6 separate regions of the Mus musculus genome follow, and regions 1, 2, 3, 4 and 6 are each linked to region 5. Evidence: chromatin loops called from intact Hi-C (ENCODE). Cell type or tissue: heart. All regions are shown on one strand.

Region 1 (4,000 bases), 470 kb after region 5:
ATTTTTGAATGGTAGTTAACATATAACTCATCTGGTAAACTTTTGGTTTTACTTTCTGTTAGTAATATAACTAGATAATAATTAATGTGGCGTTCAGAGGGCAAAGGCAACGTGGTTACCACATCTTCAAGTAAGTAAGATAATTCAGTTAGGATATTTCATTAAAATTGGCACTTGAACAATTTCACCGACTCGGAGTCATTAACAAGATCCTAACCATTAGATTTACAAGAAAACTTAATTGCTTTGGACCCTGACTATCGATAGAAATTACTAGTAAATACTTTTGGTGTTTTTCCAGTTAATCTGCCCAATTCACTGTGAGAAAAATATCGTCTCTGGTCAACATAATTTAAGTTTTATGGGTTTTACATCTTACTTAGTATTTTGTTTGTAATTTATTTTGTCTTTATGCTAATATGAGAAATGCATGACAAAGTGTTATTCTAGCACACATGAGGTTCTGTGGCTTGGATCCCCAGCACCACATTGACTAGGTGTGACAGTTCATATTGTAGATGAAGTACTGAGGGTAGCACCCCTACAATGGGATTAAGGCCACTACAGACAGAGGCAGCAGAGTGCCCTTGGTTTCCCATGTGGAGATACTGTGAGAAGCCACTGTCTATAAGCCAGAAAGAGAAGGCACAGCAGAACACCGAGTCTGCCAGCAGCTTGACCTTATATGTCCCCTCCCTCAGATGAGACATGAAAAAGTCCCATCAAACCAGTTGTTCTACATGAATTTGCTATGGCATCCAGAACCCAAGGTGTCTGAGATTCCATTCTTCTCTGTCCATTTTGCATCCTAACCAACATAAACATTATGCTTTGTAATCTTGGTCCCCAGTGTCAGCTCCAAATTATACAAGTTACTAAAAGCTTGGAACAGGTACTCCTAAGTCTCCTGTAGCGATTTCAATTAAGTGAGATTGGCTTCTGAAAGGCGTTAAAATGTACTGACATGAAAAGAAGAAAACGACGTCTTTTCACTTAATTGTTACAATCCCTTCATTTGTGTCCTACCCACATAATTCTCAACTAATCATAGCCTACTTCACTCAGAGTGAGCAGAGTGCCAAGTGCTGTAATCCACATGTGTGTTATTTTGTTGCACATGCCTGCAAACTATAATTAGTAGATATCCTCTTCAAACATCAAGTTAAACATTTTTGAGCTTTTTTCCCCTGCTTTCAGAAAATCCAAGGACAGGCAGCTTGAAAAAAAAAACTTTTTAAAAAAAAGCAAGAAAAAAAATGAACCTTGTTCTATCTTATAATCATGACTCGATTCTTTTAAAGCTATGTAGCTTGGAGCAAAGAAAATACACCCCATAAGAACGACAAAGAACACACATCAAGGAAGATGACAGCAAGGGATGTCTACATTAGATGTGTGGGGAAATGAACTCACTGTGGCTCAGTGAGTAATAACACTTGCTATAGAAGCGTGCAGGCCTGAGTTCAATTTCCAACGTCCACATAAAAGTTGGTCACGGGTGCATGCCCATGGGAGCAGGCACAGCTGGGTCCTGGGGGGCTAACTAGTGAGCCAGTCTGGATGAAACATTGAGCATCCAGTTCAGGGAAAGAGCCTACCTCAGAGTGGAGATCCACAAGGGAAGACATCCAACATCTTTTTATGGTGTTTTCATGGGCATATGCATACGAATGTGTACCCACAGACTCGTGCATGCACAAAATACACACACCACTAACACATATACATACACACCCATCCTACATATATATACAGGCATACACATGTGAATGCACACATACACACCACACAAACACATATACACACAAATATACCACACACATACTTCATTAGATGTGGAGGCATGGAAATCTTTTCTTTGACAAGAGTCATTTTCTTTTCATAAGTAAAGAAACACAACTGCAGCAGACAGAAATCTTTCTGGCACCTCCTACAGAGCTTAAAAAGATGAAGGTGTCTGTGTAGCTACAAGATTAGATCTGTGTCCACAAGAGAAGCAAGCTAGTTGCCAAACAGCATGGACTGCATGATTTCATATTTGTGTAAGTTACATGATTCATGTATAGAAATGTATGCATCTATAGACAGCCTTGTTGTGTATTTGTAAGTGCATACATGTCTGAAGAATATCCGAGAAACATTTTGGACCCCAAGTCTCATCCACTTAACCCGTCTCTTATTTCAGGGAGAGGTGTGCTAGATGGCTCCACACAAGCTCTGGTTCATGCTACTGATCAGAAAAGCTGCCCAGGCTCTCTCCACACTCCACCTTGTGGTCTTCCGAGGGAGTTCACTTAGCCTTGTATACAAGAGCCAAGTACAGCAAGATATGGACCTCTATTAAGCACAGTAACTTTTCTTTTCTATTAGTTTCAGTGTATCTGGTTTTATGTGGAGGTCCTTGATCCACTTGGACTTGATCTTTGTACAAGGAGATAGGAATGGATCTATTTGCATTCTTCTGCATGCTAACCACCAGTTGAACCAGCACCATTTGTTGAAAATGCTGTCTTTTTTCCACTGGAAGGTTTTAGCTCCTTTGTCAAAAATCAAGTGATCATAGGTGTGTGGGTTCATTTCTGGATCTTCAATTCTATTCCATTGATCTACCTACCTGTCGCAGTGCCAGTACCATGCAGGTTTTTTTAATCACTATTGTTCTGTAGTACAGTTTGAGGTCAGGGATGTTGATTCCCCCAGAGGTGCTTTTACTGTTGAGAATAGTTTTCACAAACCTGGGTGTTTTGTTATTTCAGATTAATTTGAGAATTGCTCTTTCTAACTCTATGAAGAATTGAGTTGGAATTTTGATAGGGATTGCATTGAATCTGCAGATTGCTTTTGGCAAGGTGGCCATTTTTACTATATTATCCTGCTAACCCATGAGCATGGGAGATCTTTCCATCTTCTGAGATCTTCGTCAATTTCTTTCTTCAGAGACTTGAAGTTTTTGTCATACAGATCTTTCATTTGTTGGGTTAGAGTCACACCAAGATACTTTGTATTGTGTGTGACAATTGTGAAGGGTGTCGTTTCCCTAATTTCTTTCTCAGCTTGCTTATCCTTGAGTATAGGAAGGCTACCGATTTGTTTGAGTTAATTTTATATCTGGCCACTTTGCTGAAGTTGTTTATTAGCTGTAGGAGTTCTCTGGTGGAGTTTTTGGATGTCAACAAGTGCTTGCTGACAGGAGCCTGATATAGCTGTCTCTTGAGAGGCTCTGCCAGTATCTAACAAAGAGGTGAATGCTCTTAGCCAACCAATGGACTGAGCACAAGGTCCCCAATGGAGGAGCTAGAGAAAGGACGAAAGGAGCTGAAGGAACTTTCAGCCCCATAGAAGGAACAACAATATGAACTAACCAGTACCCCCAGAGCTCCCAGACACTAAACCACCAACCAAAGAGTACACATGGAGGGACCCATGGCTCCAGCTGCATATGTAGCAGAGGATGGCCTTGTTGGACATCAATGAGAGGAAAGGCCCTTGGTCCTGAGAAGGCTTCAAGAGATTGGGCTTCAAGGCCAGGTTTATCAGAAAAAGAGGGATGTCTTTCTTATTTTATTTTGGGGTTACTATCAGCATTAAATAAAATAAGAGTAATAAAAATAACAGCAAATCTGAACTATTGTTATTTGGAGCAGATATGATAGCACATCTGGAAACTCAGGAGTATGCACTAAAAAATCATTTTAAAAGTAAGAAAACTTCACAAAAGGCTGAAAACTACTTTTCCTGTACTGAGAAACACTTAACTTTAACAATAAAGTGTACATCTAGTATTAAACTTGACAGACTTTATTTGAAAAATATTCCTAGTACTATTTGAAGCCAAAGATTTAATGTTATAAAGGAACTATTTCATTAATGGCACCAGAGTTTTTGCACTAAACAAATAGATTCTGAAGGTTTTGGGGGTTTTGTTTGTTTGTTTGTTTTGTTTTTTGTTTGGAATGAAGAGCAAGCCAGAATAGATAACAAAATTCTTACAAATTTTAAA
Region 2 (4,000 bases), 440 kb after region 5:
CAGGGAAGGGGTAACTTACTGTCTTACACTCAGAAGGAGAGCAACAGCTAACAATCCAATGACAAAGGAGAGTTTCAGCTGTATATCTTGACTAGCCAACCTCTGTGGCTAATTTCTGGTTAATTTTGTCTCATGTGGGAAGGGCACACTCTGCAAACCGAGAGTCTCAGCACGCTCCCAGAGGAGTAGGCTCTCTGACTCAACCACTAATTGCATGTTCAGGACACACTTATTCTTCAGTATAAACTCAAGGAAAGATTAATTTTATGATAACTTACTTCCTTTTCTTACTTATTTCCATCATGCCCCCCAAATATACTGTTGCATCCATTACTTATTAGAATTGAGGGAATAGGAGATTAATTCCAAAAAGAAAGCTATGAGCTGAAAAGCTTCTATGGCCAAACTAGCATCTCCTCTCTCTCACCAGCCTCTCAGGCTCTGTATTCGGTTTCCTGGGACTTACACAGGGAGGAGTTAGTTCACTGAAGCTGAGGATCACAGCCCAAAGCGTGGAGTGGATATGTATGCAGGTCTCCAGGTTTACTGAAGTCTCTCCGTTAGGTGAGCTCTGAGAATGTTATCACCTTGGAAACGCAACATCCTGCTTCCCAATGTACCAACAACAACAACAGCAAAAAAAAAAAAAAATCAAGTCCCACAAGAAAACAAGATTGGGAGCCTGTGTGGTGGCTCAGCATGTAAAAAGTACTTGTCACCAAGGTGCTTGTCACCAAGCCTGAGGACCTGGATTCAGTTCCTGGAATCCATGGGGATTAAGGAGAGAACCAACAAAGAGAACACGTTGCTCTCTGACCACACATGCTACTTTGAGTATGTACACACACACACACATTTTTAAAAATCTTTAAGAATATCAGGTTTGGTTACTCCCAAATCTAAGTCATAATTCAGCATGGTCAATGACAGCATCTTCAACTTGGCAGACCACAGACTGGTATACTTTGAGAAACAATTAAAAATCCCATTCTGCCCCCAAAATGAAATGACTTCACTTATCAAACTGGCCAGGATGTTACTAATGTACACTGTCACCATCTGGGTGGACAAAGAAGTGCCAGGTATCAAAGGACACTTGTGGAAATCTAATTGTAGGGGGAGGGTATAAAAGCTATAATCATAGAAGGCATTTTGAACCTTAAAATGAAACCGTTTGTTTTGATTCAAATGGCTGTGTTGTGTGTGTGTGTGTGTGTGTGTGTGTGAGAGAGAGAGAGAGAGAGAGAGAGAGAGAGAGAGAGACAGAGAGACAGAGAAGACAGAGACAGAGACAGATTTTCCAGTTCTGTCCCTTCCAAGATTAAACTTGTGTAACATGTAGTGTTAATGCATTGTTTGATGAAAGAGCCTGCGAATGAGACCAGATGTTTTTGCTTATTCTACCTGATAAATTCAGCAGACAACACTAATCAACTGATCCCCACGCCACCCTGGTCAGCTCTGTCTCAAGAAATTCAACCACCTTTTCTAGGGATGCCTACAGTGCGGTGCGAGTACTGTTCCAGGCTTCTGGGATGTCATTCCGCCCTAGCCAGGTTACAAACCTAGTGATCAGTCAGTCTGCCTTCTCTAGAAGCCAAACGCTAAAGTTCAACTCTGGAGCCACCGTGCTCGCTCTACAGGAGCGAACCCTGAACGCGCAGTGCCTCGCCAGGGTCCCTCCACCTGTCCGCGGTGCGCGGGACCCGGTGCCCACTCACTTTGCCGCTGTCGCTCACGCCGAGGAGGTGATCGCGAAGCACCTCCATGGGGCAGGTCCAGGTGGAGTGGACGAAAGTCCCTCGGAAGACGAGCGCCAGCGGCGGCGTCCGAGCCGCACACATGGCTGCAGCAGGGCAGCGCGAGTTCACTGGCCAAGGAGGGCGCACCGGGCGGGCGCAGAGCGGTTCCTGCGGCTGCGGAGCGGGAGCTGCTGGCTCTTGGGGCTCGTTCTGCCCCCGCTTCCCCAGGCGATCGCCTGCCCCCTGCAGGCCGCGCCCAGGGGCTGGCTCCCTGCCTCCTGGATGCCAATAGGATTTTTCTCCTCTGAGTTGGCTCCAGCTCCCTTGGGGTGTGGCTTTCCTCCCCACCCCTGCGTTGGTTTTGGATGTGTTAACTCCTTGAGTTATCGAAATCAAGCCACTCTGACTTGCTTTCGTTGTGCACCTACACTGTCTTCTCTGAGCCTTCTATACTCCTAGGACCGTTCATCCCCTCAACTTGAGCACCAGAATTCTGAACTTGCATAAACGTGGTGACAGGTGAAAGGTCACTTTGAGCTGTACACCTTGTGGCCAGTTTCCTTTCCTGAGATTGAAGGATGCATACTATGTGTTCATTGTTTGCTGGGGTTCTGGAAGCTTGACTTATGTGGAACTTTACAGGGATCTCCAGCACCAAGGGTTAATCTAGATCTCAAAGTCCCTCTCTTCCACCGAGGTCAATATTTTAGTCCTTTTGCCCATCCACATACAATACCACGACTAACTTGTCTTGTGTCTGAGGAAACTAATTTTATTTATTCAGTTGTAAAAGAGGAGAAAATGAAGTTCCCAGCAGCTGAAGTACAAGGGTAGAAATCTAAAGACCACCTGCAAGCTACCAAACAGTCTGAGGTCTTCCATTCCTTTCATGAAATCAGAACCTGGGCCAAGTCACTACAAAACCTGTCCAGGTTCCCTCCCCCCACAACAGCCTCCAGCTCCTCGAGTTAGGTCCTGCAGGCAGGACTTTCTGGTTACCTTCAAAGTGTGGATCCCAGGTTTCCTCTGCTGCTCCCCACAGCAATGGGCTTGCTCTGAATCTAAATGGGGCAGCCTCTCTTCATTGCTTTGCCTTAAGTTGTAACTCCATGCAGTAACTGCCCCTGCCCAAGAGCTAACTTCCCCCTATCCAGAAGTTCCCGTCCCAGGAATCCATCCTTTTCCTTCACTGGTCATATCCATCCTTAAGAGTGTCATTTTCTCCCATATGTTTATTACCATTTCTTTTTAATGTTAATATTTTATTCCTTTGATCATTTTTTACAATGTATTTTGATCATATTTACTCACTACCCCCACTCTTCCTACTAAATTCCCTCCAGATTGTGTCTTCTATATGCAGGAAAACTGCACCATGTGATCTCAATAACATAGTAGCCTACACGAGGCTACACCTGAGCACTAACATTAGCTGACAATCAAGCTTGGTATCGGGAAATCCCACAAGACCTCTCCAGATGAAGTGCTACAGGCAATTAATGAGGGCTGAGAAGGCGAGTCAGTCTTTGTCAGGGATGAGCCCTGTAATTAGATATCTAGTACCGAATGGTCACATCTATAAACATATCCTTATGAACAATACCAAATGGACTTAAGTTGCATTTACATTTTTATGTATGTTTACAGGTAGTACATTGTGAGAATTTAAAGACGTAGATTGTCAGCAATGACTACCACCCTTAGAAAATATTTGGAAAAATAAAGTTGCTAGTGAAGCTAGGTTGAGGTGTTTTTACTACTGGCTCTGATGAAAAAGGAAAGAAAAGGAAAAACAAAACAAAAAAACCTTAGAAGACAATATGAAGTTCAGAAAGGCACACTTTTATTAGTTAAGCTAGGGACCTTGTAAGGTCAGGGAACAAGAACTATGGCAGCACTGGCTGACGTGACTCTCACTGCAGCTGGACTGGTGATGGTTGATTTCTTATACTCATTTTGTCCTCAGCTTCCTGATATGATAGATTAAGAATTGCTGATGAGAGTGAGTTCCAGGAGGACCAGCACTACATAGTAAGACCTTGTTTCAAATAAATAAATAAATAAATAAATAAATAAAAATTTTTGTTGAAATAAAAAAAAAAAAAAAAGAATTGCTGATGAATAGATGGACATTTTGAAGATTTAAGGTAGATATGACTGATTTTTATTAAAAAAAAGTTTAGATTTGTGATTCTTTTAAGACTCTTACAAGATTACTTTTGAAGATAAATAGTAAAATAATTACTTCTTTCTTTGTA
Region 3 (4,000 bases), 700 kb after region 5:
TACAAAGTGTTGACTTTTAGCTCACAGTCCCAAAGGAATACAGTCCGTCATGGCAGGGAATACATGGCAGGAGGCAGGGAAGGCGTGGTACTATGGATAGGGCCTGGATACTCATGCTACATCCACACATGGGAAGCAGAGAAGGGATAGGAAGATGGGTCAGTGTATAAAGTCTAGCTCCCGTGTCCCACTTCCTCCATCAAGGCTCCACCTCCTAAGCATTTCCCAACCTTCCCAAACAGCAGCACAAGTTGAGCACCAAGTTTTCAAACATGTGGGCCTATGGAGAATATTGCATGTCCAAGCCATATCCCTCCTCCCCCTGGCTCCTCTAGGCTTATGACCTTCCATTGAGATACATTAAATCCAACTTCAGAAACTCCCCAGTCTTTAGCAGTCCCTCCCCACCCTGATCAAAGAGTTCAAAGATTCTTGTGATACTCAAAGCAATTTTGCTCTTGAAAAGACTGTGTGTGTAGCTCACTGAACCTGCTGCATCTCACCGATTCAACCCCATTAGCTGCCCGTTGAGTCTTTGGGATCCTCCTGTCTCTGCCTTCCTCATGTTAAGGTAAAAGTGCAGGAGAATGCCACCATGACTGTATCCTTAAGCTCAGGTCCCCACAGTGCAGAGCAGTCACCTAGCCAGCTCCCTGAGCATCTCTTCAGCCCCTTCCCTGCATTTTCTGTTTCTCTTCCTATTTCTGTCTTGGTTGCTATTTCTCCTTTGCTCAGCTTTACTTATAAGAGTCATCTGTTGCCCAGCCTGGTTCAGAACCAAAATCAAGTGATTCTTCTGCCTCAACTCACTAGTAACGGGGACCCCAGACACTTAGACTCGTCTGGCTTCAGCTTCACCTTCAAGTGACAAAGGCCCACAGAACACAGAACAACACGCAATGCCCTGACATCTGAGGGATGGGGAGCTGATGCCCAGCATTGCCAAGTGTCAGTTACAGGTTAATTCTTGAAAATAAACTCAGCACCCTGTGAGGTCTGCTTTCTCCTGCTTATTTCCCTTCACTTCCTTAAAGGCCATCTTTGGGGTATGCTGAGTACTGCAAAGGAAATCGTCGATCTTCAAAGACTCTCTCTTGTCCACTTCGCTTGTGCTGTCCTCTGTCAGAGGCAATGGCGGTACAGGGAACTTTGCAGAACTCATAGAGTTCCCAGATCAGCACTCTGAGGAGGACTAGATCAGACAGTGTTCTTCTAGTTCATCATGCTGCAAGTAAGGCCACAGAGGCACTGTGAAGGGCTCTGCTCTTCATCTTGGCATTTACATTTTTGGTGGCCTTGAGCTAGCTGTCTTCCATCTTTTGTATACAACATGAGAAATTATCTGTTTTCTTATGCCTTTGAAAGATTTGTTTCCAGCGTTTCCAGGACAGTGAGAAGGTTTTAAGCTGCAGGCTTCCACAGCAGCTAAACCGAAATCACTGTGATTACACAGCTAGAGTCAGGTGTGCACTATAGTGCACAGGCATTCACCTAGGAAGTGCAAGGCCCTGGGTTCAGTGCCCAGCACGGAAAAGGGAAATCTGCTTCCCTGGTCTCCATCTAACAGGAATTTGGAAATCATTAATCCATGCCACAAGAGGGCGCTTGGGAAATACTGGCTTTCATGCCAGTGATAGTTAAACCATTTTACATCTTTAAATAAAAATTAAAATGACTTGTCATTTCTGGACCTCACTTTGCTTTATCGAATTCAAAAGCAATTTGTAATCAAAAGTATCTCCTACTCTTCACATTTTAGGTTAGTTCTTGTTGATGTGGACGATGCTAATATAATATATAACCAAAAGCCTTTACAGACATGAATTTCCATAAGAGATGAATACAGGCTTCAGCCAAGGTTGGAGGTCTGGAGAGTAGCAAGCTATCCCCTGGTGTAAATGGAGGTGAAATATTCCAAATTTCTTTCAAAAATGTTTCATATTTATTTTGTGTGTATGAGTTTTGCACGTATGCATGTGTGCCTGCCTGCCTGTCTGTGTGAGTTTGGTGCCAAGGGAAATCAGAAGAGGGTATTGATCCTCTAGAACAGGAGTAATAGATAGTTATGAGCCACCATGTAGGTGCTGGGAAACAAAACCAGGTCCTCTATAAGAGTAGCCAGTTCTCTTAACTTCTAAGGTTTCTGACCAAACAAGGCACAATTTTAAAGATAATCCATCACAGTACATTTCTCTTGTCTGGTCCCTTCTTGGGAGCCTCCAGACACAGGAAGCTTATCTAGTTTTGAAGGATTGTTACAAGAGTTAAAATAATTGATTTATCTAAAGGATTTGAAATCATGCTTATCATACAAACAGGATTATGTATGTGTATATAGGCAATATTTATACACCTTCTATTGTTTTATCACTAATTTCTGCTTTGCCACAGCCTCTACCACTAAGATACCAAATCCTCAAACCAGAGTTTCCCTCAGATGCACCGACCTGGGAAAAGTGTTCTCCTAACATTTCTCTCTTCCACCTAAAAAGGAAGGCTGCCTTGATCTGGTGGCCCGTTATTGCAGTTCTAGAGGAACACCTACTACCCCTTCCTATCTTCATGAGCATCTTATCTTTGGGCTCTTTCCTTTTTCTAAGCCTGTGGATTGATCTTAGGCACGGACAATAGACCTATGGACACCAGCTCAATGATCTATCACTGAGCTAAAAAGTCACTTCAGTGACCATATGTGATTTATTGAGTGTCAAAGTGTCCCGTGAATAGAGTGTGGACACAAACGCAGAGAGAATGGCAAGTGTTAGCAATTGGAGTGGTTCTCTATGAAATCTGTTTCTGTTTATTTTGGTTTGATATTTGAGACAGGATCCTACTTTGTAGCCCAAGGTGGCGTTGAATTTGTAATCCTCCTGCCTCAGCCTCTCAAATGTGCCACCATGAAATTTCTTTATTGCTGCAACTTTTTCTGTAGCTTAAAAATGATTTTTAAGTTGATCAAAACAACCTGATCACAGTGAGTTCAAAGTCATTCTGAGTATATAGTAAGATCCAGACAGATGGACAGAGGCAGACACAGAGACAGACAGACAGCAACACAGAGAGACAGAGATATAGACAGAGAAAGAAAAGTAGAGGAAGAGAGAGAGAGAGGGAAAGAGAGAGACAGAAACAGAGATAGAGAGGGAGACAGAGAGGGAGAGAGAGAGAGAGAGAGAGGGAGAGGGAGAGGGAGAGGGAGAGGGAGAGGGAGAGGGAGAGGGAGAGGGAGAGAGAGAGAGCACAACGTGCTTTCCTGGCTTTGCTCTGGGGATGCCTAAAGCCCTTACCTTTTCTGATGCATACAGCTTGGCAGTCCCCACCTCTATTACTCTCCAGCCGCAGCACTTGATTTTAATTTATTACCTCTGCACATGCTGTTCTTGAAGCTGAAACTCTGTCTTCTGTATTTGTGCCTCAGAAAACTCCTTTCTGTTTTTGGTTTTGAGACAGGATCTCACCAAGTAGTACAGGCTAGCCTTATACTCCTGTTTCTCCTGCCTCAGCCTCCTGGTTGCTGAGATTATAGGAATGCTCCACTACACCAGGATGGAAACTCCTGTAGTTCAATGCCCAGATGTAACCTCACTGCTAAGGTGTCTGTGCTATGTGCCTCCGTTCATCCGTTGCTTCCCCTGGAAAGCACACAGGGCTCTTGCTGGTTCCTCCTCTTTTCTCATATTGTGTAATTATTCTTTCACCTTGTCCTAAACCCCCAACTTCTGCAGAACAAGGAAACTCTGGCCACCTTCATTATTAATCCCCATTTAACCTTAATGTGTGATCTCTTACATTCAAGTTTCCATTTGCTGACTCTGGGGCCCTCATGTTGGTGGTAGGGAACTGCCACTTAATAACTTTATCCTAACTTTTACTCCTTTTCTATGAGATCCTGACATTCAGGCACCATCTTTGTCATGGTCCCTAATCCTCCCAGGTCCTTCTCTTGACCGGATTCTGCCTTTAATGTTTTGTTTACTCTGCTGCTTACAAGGCTGTCTCC
Region 4 (4,000 bases), 140 kb after region 5:
GTCTGGAAGGCTGGGAAGTTGGCTATGAATCCTTTAGGTCAGGGGCAGGGAGTCAAAAGCAACTGGGGAGGAAGTTGACATTGAACAGGAAGTACACAGACTATGAAAAGGGCAACGGGGTGGCAGGCGTTCGGAGAGGCAGTTAACACAGCTGGGAGACTTCATCATTGACTGAGCAGAGGTGGGACCCTGAAGACCTGAACACAGGAATCCTGAACAAACTTTCCTCTCCCTTGCCCAGCTCATGCTATCAGAGCTTCTGGAGCCAGGGCAGACTCGAAGGCAGCCTTTCTTCAAAGTGCAAACATTCATCAGTTACTCCTCCCACTGTTCCTGTCATCCCTACCCTACTGGGAGGTGCATTTTACTCTGTTATCAAAGCAATTCATGAAGGTAATTTTAAAAATTCAAGTAATACGGGAAGATAACTTACCTATTGGTGAGAAAGGAAATCATCCCTCGCAAACCATCTCCCTTCCGGGTGGAACGTGGCATTTTGCTCTCTACTGTAAACTTCCATCCTGCCCTCCTATGTCTCTCCTACATACAGCAGTGCATGCCAGGACCTGCTCCAGTGCTTCTGCTCTGGTTGTATTTTCCTAAAGAAGGTGGAGGGACACAACATCGGGGCCACAAGGCACACAGTCCAGATGCTTACATCCACATGGAGACACAGGGCAAGCTCAGTACCGGAGGGAGGGCGTCTGCTCAGACCCCTTTTGTCACACTGACTTCCGTGGCTGAGTGCCTTGTTTCTCTCCATTGTCTGGAGTGATTTGTATGCTTTGTCAGCTCAAAGGAGTGAGTCAGTTTCTCTCTCCTCCTTCCCTTCCATCCACTGATAATGCAGCTCTATAACCTTGTGGATTTCCGTTAATTCAGAGGCCTTCAAACACAGCCTAAGTTCAAAGACAATTTTTATTTTCATGTAGCTGCCTGAAGCTTCTTCTGGGGTCTAGACCTGCGATGGCATAAGTTTTCCATTGTCTGCTTTACTAAATAACCTTCTTGTATTCATGCACCCAAGAAGCATTTGCTAGGCATCCATCCTGGGGGCTGGAGATGTGTTCGGCTCAGCGGATAGTCTAAGTGCATAATCTGTCACCACCGGCGTGAACTAAAGAGAAAGGCAGATGAAAGACCCATTACAAGGTAGTGTGGTCTCATAGAAGGGGGTTCATGTGGGGCGGGGGGCGCATAAGGAAGGTATTGATCCTCTGAGTGGTTGGGACCGGCTTTCTATAATGGTGTTCCTGAGTTTTGAAAGTCAGTGGAGAACATCTAAGGGCATTGAATATGCCTGGAGCAATTTCCCTGTCATCAGAGCCCCCAGAGTGCCAGAGGATATTCGCCACACCTGGGCAACATCTGTCAGTTCTTTGGATTAGCCGCCTAAGTCTCCTCTTTGTAAGACAACAGCACCTGCATCCAAACAGATCATGGCTATTACAAACCAGTCCTACCAGTTTCTCAGGGTGAGACACATCTGTGGGCAGAAATCTTTTGAGGAGCTAAACAAGCAGCCTGCTCCAGCAGCTAGCTACTCCTCCTGCCTCTCAGGGCTGCTGGGATGTGTGGTCCAGCTTGACTGCCTCAATATTTGTTACCCAGATGTTTCCTTCCTTTCTGGAGGTTCTGAGCACACACACACACCCTCCGCAAGGCCCAGAAAAAGGAAGTAAAGTGGTTCTCAAAGCCTCATCCCCACTGTTTCAAATGCTCCACAAAGGGCAGAGGAAGCAGTACCGTGGGACAGGTCCCTGGAACATCCACAAGTCTCCCCCTAACATTCACTTTGATTCATTCATTCATTCATTCATTCATTTCATTTCATTCATTTATCTGAACACTGTGGCAATGATTAAGAGGGAGATCATAGAAAAATAATACTGGGGCAAGTGAGTCATATTGTTTCTTCTGTTGATGGAAAAAGAACACAATAACAATGAAGAATATAAAACAGAAACTGTGGGGCACATCAGATCCAGGCCTTGGAGGATTAGGGGGAAGTGAGAGTTCACAATTTTGCCTATGATTAAGCTTGACATAAGAAATGAAGCAGTGAAGAGAGAAAGAGAATAGCAACAGCGTAGACAAGCAAGGTAGAAGCCTATGCAAGTGGGCAGAGATAGAATGTTCAAACTGGGACCACGTGAATAAAGAATTTTATAATAAATGTACACTTAAATAAGGACGAATTCAGCTGGAGAGATGACTGAGTGGGGCCAAGTTTCTGATGATCTCCATTCAGTGCCCGGAACCAGAATGGCAGAGGCAAAGAACAGACTCATGCAATTTGTCCTCTGACCACCACACACATGCTGTGTTGTTGTTGGTTTTAGGGTACAGAAGAGGCTAAGGTAAAAAAAGACCAGCATACAACACATGAGATAATCCTGTCTCAAGACTACTAAGTAAGTAGCAGGGGCTGGGGAGATGGGTCAGTAAGTGAAATGTTGGCTGCCCAAGCGTGTAGAACTGAGCTCAGATCCCTGGTACCAGTGTCTATAACCCTAACATCAAAGGGAATAGAGACTAGCCTATGTGAATTAGTAGGTTTCCGGGTCAGAGACCCTGTCTTAAAAATTAAGGTAGAGAGTCACTGTAAAAGACACAGAAGGCCAGCCTCTGCCTCCTGACACACACACATATAGAAACACACAGAAAATATGTGTTTGTATAATAAACACATAAACGAAATGGTAGGTATGGATAAGACGCAAAAGAGACAAGAAAGAAAAGTGACAACACCATACGTGGTCCACAGAGAATCAGTTTGATTTTGGCTAGTTATTAAAAAAAAAAAAAATACGTGGACATGCTGCTGTTTTGGCATCCAGCCACTTCCAGCGAATCCACCTCCTCAGCAGGGCTGCTTCATCAGGGAACACACTTGTCACCGAGACAAAACGCAGTTCACACACCTCTCTGAACTTATCATAGGGAGGGGGATTTGCATCTCTTCAACTTCTCAAAGCTAAAATTAAATTTCCTCAGTCTGCCTTTGTAAATTCCTTCTTAAGTCACTCCTCTTTCCCTCCCTGCCTCCGTTTCGGAGATGAAATAGTCAAATCAACAAAGAGTCCAGTTGTTTTCTCTGTGCGAGAGAAAGAGATTACAGCAACTCCTAGAAGAAAAAGCATTTTTAGAATTAACGCACGGCAGAACTCATTCAACAGCGCATGCGCACACACCACCCTGGTACCTCAGCCTTCACAACAGCTTCACCAATAATCCAGAAAGGTTGGATGAAAGCAAGGAGGAGGAAGAGAAAGGGAGAGGACTGAGGAAGGTAGAAGGAAGACTGTAGCAGTGGGGAAGAGAAGGGAGGGAGTTTCAGTCTATGTGGAGCTCATTTCCAAGTTAGCGCCAGGCTACGCGATCAAGCCATCGTACAACATTTCAGCAACACAGTCCTCAACAAGAGTCCACGGCATGGTATTGTCCACATTAGTATTGGAGAAGGAACAGCGTCTTCACATTGCTCATCCAGTCCTAAAAATTTACCATTTCATTACGGGGGTGGGAGGGATGGCAAAATGGGTTTCCCATGTGAACCATATTTGTCTCTCCTGACAAAAATAGAGAAGGAAACGAAAGCCCTGGAAGAAACTAGGGCCACACCCAGAAATTACCTGTATTGTTTACTGTAAGTTTCGTATGCCCATGGTCTTAAACAAGAAACACCTCTTCAGCTGCGCTGCCCTCAGGTCTGATCTTATCCAATGCTAAGCCAGCAGTCTAGGGGGATAGTTCAATGTGAGTCCTAAGCCTCAATGGCCCATCTTGCTATAACTGACATCTAACATCTATTCCTTCCAAAGAAAGAAACCAAGAAAATCTCCATTACTCAGTATGTAATGACTTTACCAGACAGGAGACAAGCAAAGATATTACAATGTAGCAAGCCTCCTTTCTCCATAGCTAACTCCTTAGTTGGGTTTGCCAGGGCTAGGCCAGTGGATTTGATTAAGAATCAAAGGCAAAACAAACAAAATGT
Region 5 (4,000 bases):
TTCTAATGACTGATCTTCCTTGGACAGGAGGATTTATGATTCCTCTGGGTGGCCTCGCAGAGGGAAAGGAAACGGGAGCAAGAGATGGGATGATGGGAAAAGATCAGTGAGACAGTCGCGTTGCTTCAGAAGTGCACTTGAGACTTGTTTACTTTGGAGTCCTGATGTCTGAACCCCAGGGGTGGGACTGCACACTTCCTTGTGTGAGGCAATCTCACCAAGCAGAAATAAATGGGCCCTTTAAGCCCAGAACATCCATTTGTTCCTAGAAACCTTGTGAGGCCATTGTTCCCTCTGCACTGTGTGCTAACACTGTCTAGTTGAGTGCCCAGTTGAACTGCCCTGGAAGGAGGACCACAGCCTCTGGGAAGGAAACAGAAAGGAACTTGGAATCTGTTTCTCGTTCCCAACATTGTACGAAGACTCTTAACCATTCTAAATTCCCCAAATCAGGGGGAGATCGGTCATAAAGATGAGATGGAAGGTAAGTTGAGGCCAGAAGGGGAAGATACCTCAAATAGAAATACAGCCATGAGACACATAAAATCAGTCATGCAAACACACACAGCACACATTTACACTCCTACCATTTCTTTCCTAAATGAAAAAAAATCCATGCATTTGAATTTGAAAGAAATACTACAGACAGCAAGATGGCTTCCATGTGCAAGGTGTGAGCCACCAAGCTGAAAGACCTGATTTTCATCCTCAAAATTCAAATGGTAGAAGGTGAGAACCAACTCATGAATCTTTGGCTTCCACACACACACTGTGCCATGCAACGAATAAATAAATGTCAAATGAACCTAACAAAGGGGATTCGTGTTTTAGGGGGAACAACCAAGAAATGAAGCAACCCTGCTGTACAGCTTGAGGCCGCCTGCCAGCTTCATCCAGGCCTCCGTTCTCTAAAGGGGTTTCTTCTGTGGGTGGTACCACAGCTTATATTTTTCTATGAGAGTTTTTAAAAACAGACACAAACAAACAAAACTCCAACCATTTTCTACCTCATTTTGACAGTGAAGCATAAAGACCACGCCGGTTTATATTGATATTTCTTGCTGAAGGCACTTGACAAGCAGTAAACCCGGAAAGGGCTACAGGGCCCACCCTTTCCACAGCAGCAGGCCAACAGAGTGTCTTTGAGGAAGTTGCTTTGACCGCGGCAGCATGAAAAAAAACACCCGGGCTGCCAAAGAAAACACGGAAGCAACAGGAGATCTGTGGAGTCAACTCACGAAGCCAGCCCTCTCTTTCACCAGGCGTCTGCTGTGCCCACCACAATGTCTGCCTTACCTTTCCCTCCCAAATTCATTGTTTTGCCTCGAAGGTCCAAAAGCTTTCTTCTTGACCATTTCTTCAGATCTTTCCTATCGTCACTCGGCCCTCATCCTCAGCATAGAGGGGTGGCTCTATTCTCAGACATATTGGTCCTGCCTGCAATGGCCATGTCCTTGTCAGTAAAGACTACAGCCCAATGTGGCAGAAGATAGTGTGTCGCCCCCTCCCCCCACCTCCACCTCAAACAACAGAAATCCAAAACACAGAAATGGAGAGAGTGCCCACTCTGGCTGGACAGCAGGGAGAGCTGACTAGGACAGAAGAAAAACAGACAGTGACTGAAGATCTTCTCCCCCCTCCCCCACCCCCCACCCCTCCCTCCAGCATGGAGGGGTGGGGTAGTAAGAGAAGCAGCCAGAGATGAACAATATCCTCCTTGACCAGTCAGCTCTGAACACAAAGCAATGTCTGAGCTATGCACCTGCTCCTGTTTTTTTTCTATGGGGCTAGTGACGGGTGGAGATCCCAGCTTCCTTATGGCCAACATCTGTCCTTCTCATAAACCCTACTTAATTACAGTAACTTGAATGTTTCTCTGTTCAAACCCTGAGCAGTCTTTTCAATAAATGCAATTCACAACCCCCCCCCAAAGAATCTATATTTTCTATTTAAAAAGAAAAAGGAGTTTTGCTTATATTTTAACAACAATGACGGCAGAAAGTTCCCAGAGTATTATTGTTTAAGCATTCCTGACTTAAGTTTGCACTGAATTTAAAAAAATTTTCTTTCCACCAGATGGCGCTATTGCCAGCGCTGGCAAACCTGCGCTTGGGACCTGCTGCAATGTCTAAATAAATATTAACAACTCTTTGTCCAGTTTCCTGCAATTGCATCACTGTTTTAACAACTGCCGTCTCCTTACCTGACCTGATAAACATGCCTGTGGAACCCTGTCATCTTTATTCTTTAACGCATCCCCTGGAAGGTGAAGGCTGACAAATGTATTGAAGTGTTACGCTTTAAGATAAGCCCTAGATGCCCAATGGAGCATACTGGTTACTACAGGACCATCAATTTAGAAGAAAATGGTCATGTAGTCAACAGTCACTCAAACACGCAGCATACACGATGCTCTGTGCTTTGGGAGAAGACGGCTTGCACAGGCTGCACAAGATCAGGCCTGAGGGGTAGAGTAACCCAAAGGAGTAGAGAAAGGTGTAAAGGAAGAGAAGAAGGAGCAAAGAAGACAGGAGAGGGAGGAGGGGAGATAGGTCAAGAGCAGAAGGACGGCACGCAGGCGGGCATGTTAGCATGGTCTGAAGGACTGAGAAGACGACAGAGCTTTGAAAATGACAGGAAGAGTCACAGAAGGGAACTGGACGATCCTGTCACTATGACCCTGGCCTTAGCAATCGTCAGACTTACATGTGATCACCCCTCCTACACTTCCAGCCCTGAATTCATGACCTTTGTATGGTCTGACCGGGAGCTGCCTACTAAATATCTGTGTGTGGTGCCACCTGTGAATTCCCTTGCAAAATTCAGAAAATGGTAAAAGGCCTGGAACCATGTTCCTTCATCCTTGGCTCTAGATCGTCTGCCACCAAATCCTCTAGCTCAGTAAATCTCCAAATACAGTCGCCGGAGCAGCACCTCCAGGGAACATAGAGATGTAGAAGGTTATTTCCCACCCAGGACCTACTGAGTGGGGTGTCCAGAATCTTCCATTTTAACAATGCTCCAGGAGATCCAAAATCTCTTCCAGTTTAGAGATCACAGGCCAAGACCTCTGCTCTACCATTTTGTACCCGGGCTACTTTGTGGCCTTACAAGCATCCTTCACCACAAGAGGCTTCCTTTGGTGTGAGTCTCAGCCTTGGCAAACTGGCTGTGATCCACCCTCGAACCAGTAATCAGGACAGATGGGCACAAGACTCCTGGTATTCTTTAAAAGCCATTCTTGGAAGACAAAGGCTGACACGCACTGCTTAGTGATAATTCCTTACTTTAAGGAGGGGGACTGGTTCTTTTAAATGCACATCTGCTCTTGCAAATCCCAATTTTTTTAAGCCACCTAGACAACACGGACATTTCTTTAGGCCCACAAAGCAAACGTGTGAATCAGTCAGTATATTGACAGAGAAACCACCATGTATCTCCAGGTCCCCACTTGCACTGGACTTCATCTCTGTCGGCTCAGAGGGTTCCCACATGCTTCTCTGGGTCTCTGGGCCCCTTTTAACCATCCATCATGGAGTAGGCTTCAGAATCCCATTCTTTCTTCTACTTTCCCTCTCCTAGTAAATGCCCATTGGAGGAACTCCCCATTTGCCCAAGTCCTGATGTAGTGCTACCCCAGTACAATTAACAACACACATTTTCATTTCAAATAATATTCTGTTTTGGACAACACATTCTATAACCCTTTCACCTATTCAATGCTATCAATATCTGTCTAAATCCCTTGTGACTTGTGACCCTGGCAAACTGACCTTCATTTGTGACTCTTTGATTCTGGTTCTTTGCAAACTGTACACAGGGAGAGCTTAGTAGACAACTATGGAATGACTGGACAACTTTCCTTCCTTTCTTCCTTCCTTCCTTCCTTCCTTCCTTCCTTCCTTCCTTCCTTCCTTCCTTCCTTCCTTCTTTTCTTTTTTGAAACGAATACTAGTTATGTGCCTGGGTTATAACAGGAAACAGAGTCTAGAGAGTCTCC
Region 6 (4,000 bases), 69 kb after region 5:
ATCCTAGCTTCCTTCCATAGACTTTATCTGTTAACACCACCTCTGTGGGACTAGGATTCCAATATATAATCTGAGGCAGCTACAAACTTTTAGTCTTTGAAAGAGCTGCCCAGAATTCCGATAGAGCAAGAAGTGGAAGAAAACGGGAGTACTGTCGGATTGTATCAACGGATGGTTCCTTCATGACTCAGAAAACAAGTGAGGGGACCATCTGCGGGTATTTGAGGTCACAAGGTTCTATTGGAGGCCACAGTACCACCCCGCCCCATCACGTGATAATAGAACCTGAGTACAGTAGATAGAACAGGAAAATACCAAGGGCACGCCCCTTCTGTGATGCAAACCACACTGGTCCTTGTAGTCTGATAGCAGGAGCAAGAGGAACAATAACATACTCTCCTATGACAAGTCAAGGAGGGAACAAACAGTAAAGCCAGCAGGCATCAAGGGAGCAGGCAGTCTCCTCAATGCCCAGAGTGGCACTAGTAACCACCCCAGGAGTGAGTCACTGGCATGGGGGAGGGCTGAGGAAAGGCTGCAGCTCTCGCGCACGCTGGGCTGGTAAACAACCCCAAAGGATCAGAGCCAAACCAGGAAATGCCAGAATATCAACCTGTGGTTTCGGGGTGGATGCCTGGGCCCCACCACAGGGCTGCTACAGGGGTAGTGTCTGGAGATAGAATCCAGAAGGTTCCATTTTAAGCAAGGTTTGAGAAGATCTTTGTTTTTTAAATCAGTAGAACCCAAGGACAAGCAACGGAGCACCTTGGGCTGGACTCTTAAGTTGGGAGACTTTGGAGCCACAGTCTAGCCTCGCTCTCAAGAGGAAGACCAGCTAGGGGTCAAGGGAAGACCCCCAGGGGTAAATCTGCTCATCCAGTGCTTAAGAAAACCCACTTCAAATGTGATATTAGGCCCATCGCCAAGGCCTGACTCAGCTTCTCTCCATGGCCTGTGCTGGGTGTTTGCTTAGGGTTACACTGTGGGCAGGACACAACCAGGAAGAGAAGAGAAGACCTCTTCACCCGCAATGTCCATGGGTACCTGTGTCTGCCCACCCGGAGGCCTTGCTGGCTTAACTAGAAGCATGCTGGCTATTTGAAAGTTTTGTTATTGTTATTCTCTTTGGTCTTGTTTTTATCGTGATTTGGTTTGGTTTTCCACGGGAGTTTGTTTCTGGGTTTAGACGCCTGATTTACTTTCTTCTAAAGCACCCAGGAGGGATGGGGAAATGCTTTGGGTCAGAATACAACATTTAAAAGTAAACGAATGAACTGAGAAGTTAATCTTACTGACTTAAATTTTTATTTCTTCTCTTGTAGATTAAGTTTTGCAAAACAGAGCTTGCTCAATTAAGTAGGATCTTAAAAATCTGAACATGTAGAGGTAGTTTAATTGTATCCATTGAGGGTTTTTTTTTTGTTTTTTGTTTTGGGGTTTTTTTGTTTTTTTGTTTTTTTTTTGCCCCACCCCTTCTCTGTTTGACATAGAGAATCACTGGAATGTATTAAAGACATCAGAACAAAGCCACTGTCTAAGACAAGTTGCATAGGAAATGAAACAATAAAGGTTGAGCAGGGCAGTGTGTTAAATTGAGTCCTAAAATGAGAACCCCAGTCAGGAGAATTGACTAGATCTTCACAAGGTCCTCTCTTCTTCTTCTTCCGGTGTTCAATGTTACCATTTTGTAGATCCTGCTCCCCCACTCTCTCTCCCCTCCCTTCTCTGTCTCTCTTTTTCTGTCTGTCTGTCTCTGTCTGTCCCCACTCCCACACACCCCCTTTGCCTTCCTCCTTCCAAATTGAGTACATAGGTTTTCAAGTTTCAGGAATAAATCAAGCCAATAGATGCTCAGCTTTGGTTGAGGACATGTGAGGAGGAATGGGGGTTTTGTTTGATCAGTTTGGGGTTGTTTTCTTTTGTTTTGTTTTAAGATAGAAACACAACTCATACTATGTTTTTCCTTCTTTTGGTGATGATCCACCCACTGGGTCTTGCCATCAGTGACAAGCTCCGATTGTAGTCGGCAGATGGCCTTTGATTGGCTGGATACCATCAGTGTTCCTTCTGGGTGAGCTATTGAGTAACAAAGTTTCAGAATGCATTTGGTTATTCACACTGTAATTAAAGGAAGGTCCTTGCTTTGCCCGCAGCTTTCCCAACACAAACAGAAGAGGCGTGAGTCAGCGCAGGCAGCTGCCCCGAGGTAGTACAGTGTTTGTTTCTTTTTTTTTTTTCTTTTTTTTTTTTTCTTTTTGCCAATAAAATATGCCTGGGAGGACAAAGAGCAGCAGGAAGCAGTGACACAGAGTGAGCTGGGAAATTCCAGCTGCCCTCCTGCCCTACTTATAAGGAATAGATATGAGTCATTTTTTTTTAAAGATGCAAACAGATGTTGAATTGGCTAACAAAGTCCCATGCAACATTTAGCCTCTTAGGACTTTGTTTCCTCTTCAGCGGAAAAAGAAAAACAAGGTATTATATTTGGACGTGGACACCTGGATAGTATTGCCAAGTACAGCCATGGAAGAAGAGGCGAGCACACATGCTGTTCTGCTCGACTATGCTATTTCTTCTGCCCTTGAAGTCAGCCTTCAGCTGACGCATCCTTCTACATAAGACAAGCTAAAGGAGAGAATACACCACAGTCAAGGGCCTGGCTGTGAAGATTTGGTGGCGTGTCCTTCGAGACACTGAGTCAACAGGCATAAACATTAACCTGTGTGTGTCTCTGCGATCACCACAGTGTATGAAGGTAGCGTCCTAGGTTTGACCTCGGCTCTGCACCAAACAGCCAGGTGGCCATGTTTCCTAACTTGCAAAAGCAAGCTTGCACCTGGAAGGGCACGCGCTCTATTGCTAGTCTGTAATTGCAGGATTAAAAAAAATTGAAAATATGTAACCACACTTTCCATCTATCAGTTGTGATTTTTTTTAAATCTCACCTACAGTGAGACTAAACACATGAGATAGGAAATAATTTTTTATCAATTTGCTTTCATGGGAGGGACAGAAAGCAAGGCAGAATAATGGGTTAAGGGTAAGATAAAATGTGTAACAGGCAAACAATTAATTTTTTTTTTCTTTTGAGCTCCGGTTGTTATAATGATCACATGAGCTCACCTCCTTACACAGTTTATGGTGGATTATTATGCCCTCCAGAAGTGTTGTTGCCATTATTAACAAAGTAAGCATAGTGATCCAATAAACACTGGGCAAACTCCTCCTGCCTAACCAGGAACTAAGCTAAACATTAAACAGAAGCTTACTACAGTCAAGAGAGTCAGACAGATGACAATATTTATCCTTAAAACGGCTTGCTTGCTTTTGGTTTTTGTTTGTTTTACTTGCTTGCTTGCTTGGTTCGGTTTGTTGGTGTATTTGTTTGTCGGAATGATTTCAGATTAAATATATTGCTAACCCCCCGCCCCCCTCCATTTTCAAAGTCTATGCTTCCTTTTAAGTACGGGTGCCCCAAATCCCAAGAGAAAGGTGTGTGATGTTTTGCAAAGTCTCCACTGGTTTCTGCAATCAGTGAAGAAGTAAAATATGTCACGTCTACAATCATCAGGATCAAGGACAGTGTGTGTGTGTTTGTGTGTGTGTGTGTTGGGGGGGGGGGTGTGGTGTGGTGTTCAGTGACCTGGAGGGAAGGGAGTGAATAGTGGCAAGCTCACTGTCCTCGGGGATAGAGGACTGACCTTGGGCTGTGAAGCACTGTGTTATCTCTGGCTCAGGGTTCCTGCTTGAGCCTGCTCACCCTTCTCAGTTTACACTGCAGAAGAACTGACTGATTGCCCTTCCCTGCCTTGAGTGTCTTTAATGTCCTAAGCTGTCTCAGACTTCTGCAGATTCTCACCCCTGTCTTTAGCCTGACATCGCTCATTCCCAGTACCTCGTTCTTCTGTCCTTCCCCTCACCTGCCGGGCCTTCAGGTCTCCCCCAGGTTACCCGCTGCTCAGGCACGGAGATGCAGCCCCATCTCACTCCCTAAATTTCC

What was found. A loop is a pair of places that touch in the nucleus more often than their neighbours do. Peaks named below come from ENCODE experiments on the same cell type or tissue, not always from the same donor. Only the 100,000 strongest peaks of a DNase experiment are listed, where the experiment ranks them.
Region 1: a loop joins it to region 5, with 4 times the contacts of the local background. A loop is called at or near these places in 3 of 42 quality-filtered maps.
Region 2: a loop joins it to region 5, with 4 times the contacts of the local background. A loop is called at or near these places in 3 of 42 quality-filtered maps.
Region 3: a loop joins it to region 5, with 2.8 times the contacts of the local background. A loop is called at or near these places in 9 of 42 quality-filtered maps.
Region 4: it touches region 5 in a loop (6-fold over the local background); 7 of 42 quality-filtered maps call a loop at or near these places.
Region 6: a loop joins it to region 5, with 2.5 times the contacts of the local background. A loop is called at or near these places in 5 of 42 quality-filtered maps.

Annotation. Positions count from the first base shown.
Region 1 is chr19:21,508,056-21,512,055 of GRCm38, forward strand. No RefSeq gene overlaps it. Among named protein-coding and RNA genes, the nearest start is that of Gda, 37 kb to the left of the region's middle. In heart, a CTCF peak has its summit at 2,272; no DNase peak of the experiment used is centred here.
Region 2 is chr19:21,470,647-21,474,646 of GRCm38, forward strand. It overlaps Gda (guanine deaminase), which reads right to left and starts at 2,015. Exons shown (of 14, transcript NM_010266.2): 1 at 1,722-2,015. The coding sequence starts at 1,844. In heart, a CTCF peak has its summit at 1,993 (motif pointing left); a DNase peak (open chromatin) is centred at 1,995; H3K4me3 peaks cover 1,016 bases; H3K27me3 peaks cover 2,707 bases.
Region 3 is chr19:21,732,798-21,736,797 of GRCm38, forward strand. No RefSeq gene overlaps it. Among named protein-coding and RNA genes, the nearest start is that of Gm41818, 11 kb to the left of the region's middle. In heart, a CTCF peak has its summit at 1,596 (motif pointing right); no DNase peak of the experiment used is centred here.
Region 4 is chr19:21,174,128-21,178,127 of GRCm38, forward strand. It overlaps Gm45918 (a long non-coding RNA gene), which reads right to left. Exons shown (of 9, transcript XR_877753.3): 5 at 434-1,117. Among named protein-coding and RNA genes, the nearest start is that of Gm45918, 35 kb to the right of the region's middle. In heart, no CTCF peak of the experiment used is centred here; a DNase peak (open chromatin) is centred at 1,554; H3K4me3 peaks cover 345 bases.
Region 5 is chr19:21,035,516-21,039,515 of GRCm38, forward strand. It overlaps a transcript of Tmc1 not described here. Among named protein-coding and RNA genes, the nearest start is that of 4930554I06Rik, 67 kb to the right of the region's middle. In heart, a CTCF peak has its summit at 2,093 (motif pointing right); DNase peaks (open chromatin) are centred at 1,176 and 1,746; H3K27ac peaks cover 309 bases.
Region 6 is chr19:21,104,253-21,108,252 of GRCm38, forward strand. It overlaps 4930554I06Rik (RIKEN cDNA 4930554I06 gene), which reads left to right and starts at 458. Exons shown (of 2, transcript NR_126458.1): 1 at 458-500; 2 at 741-1,286. In heart, no CTCF peak of the experiment used is centred here; DNase peaks (open chromatin) are centred at 509 and 2,139.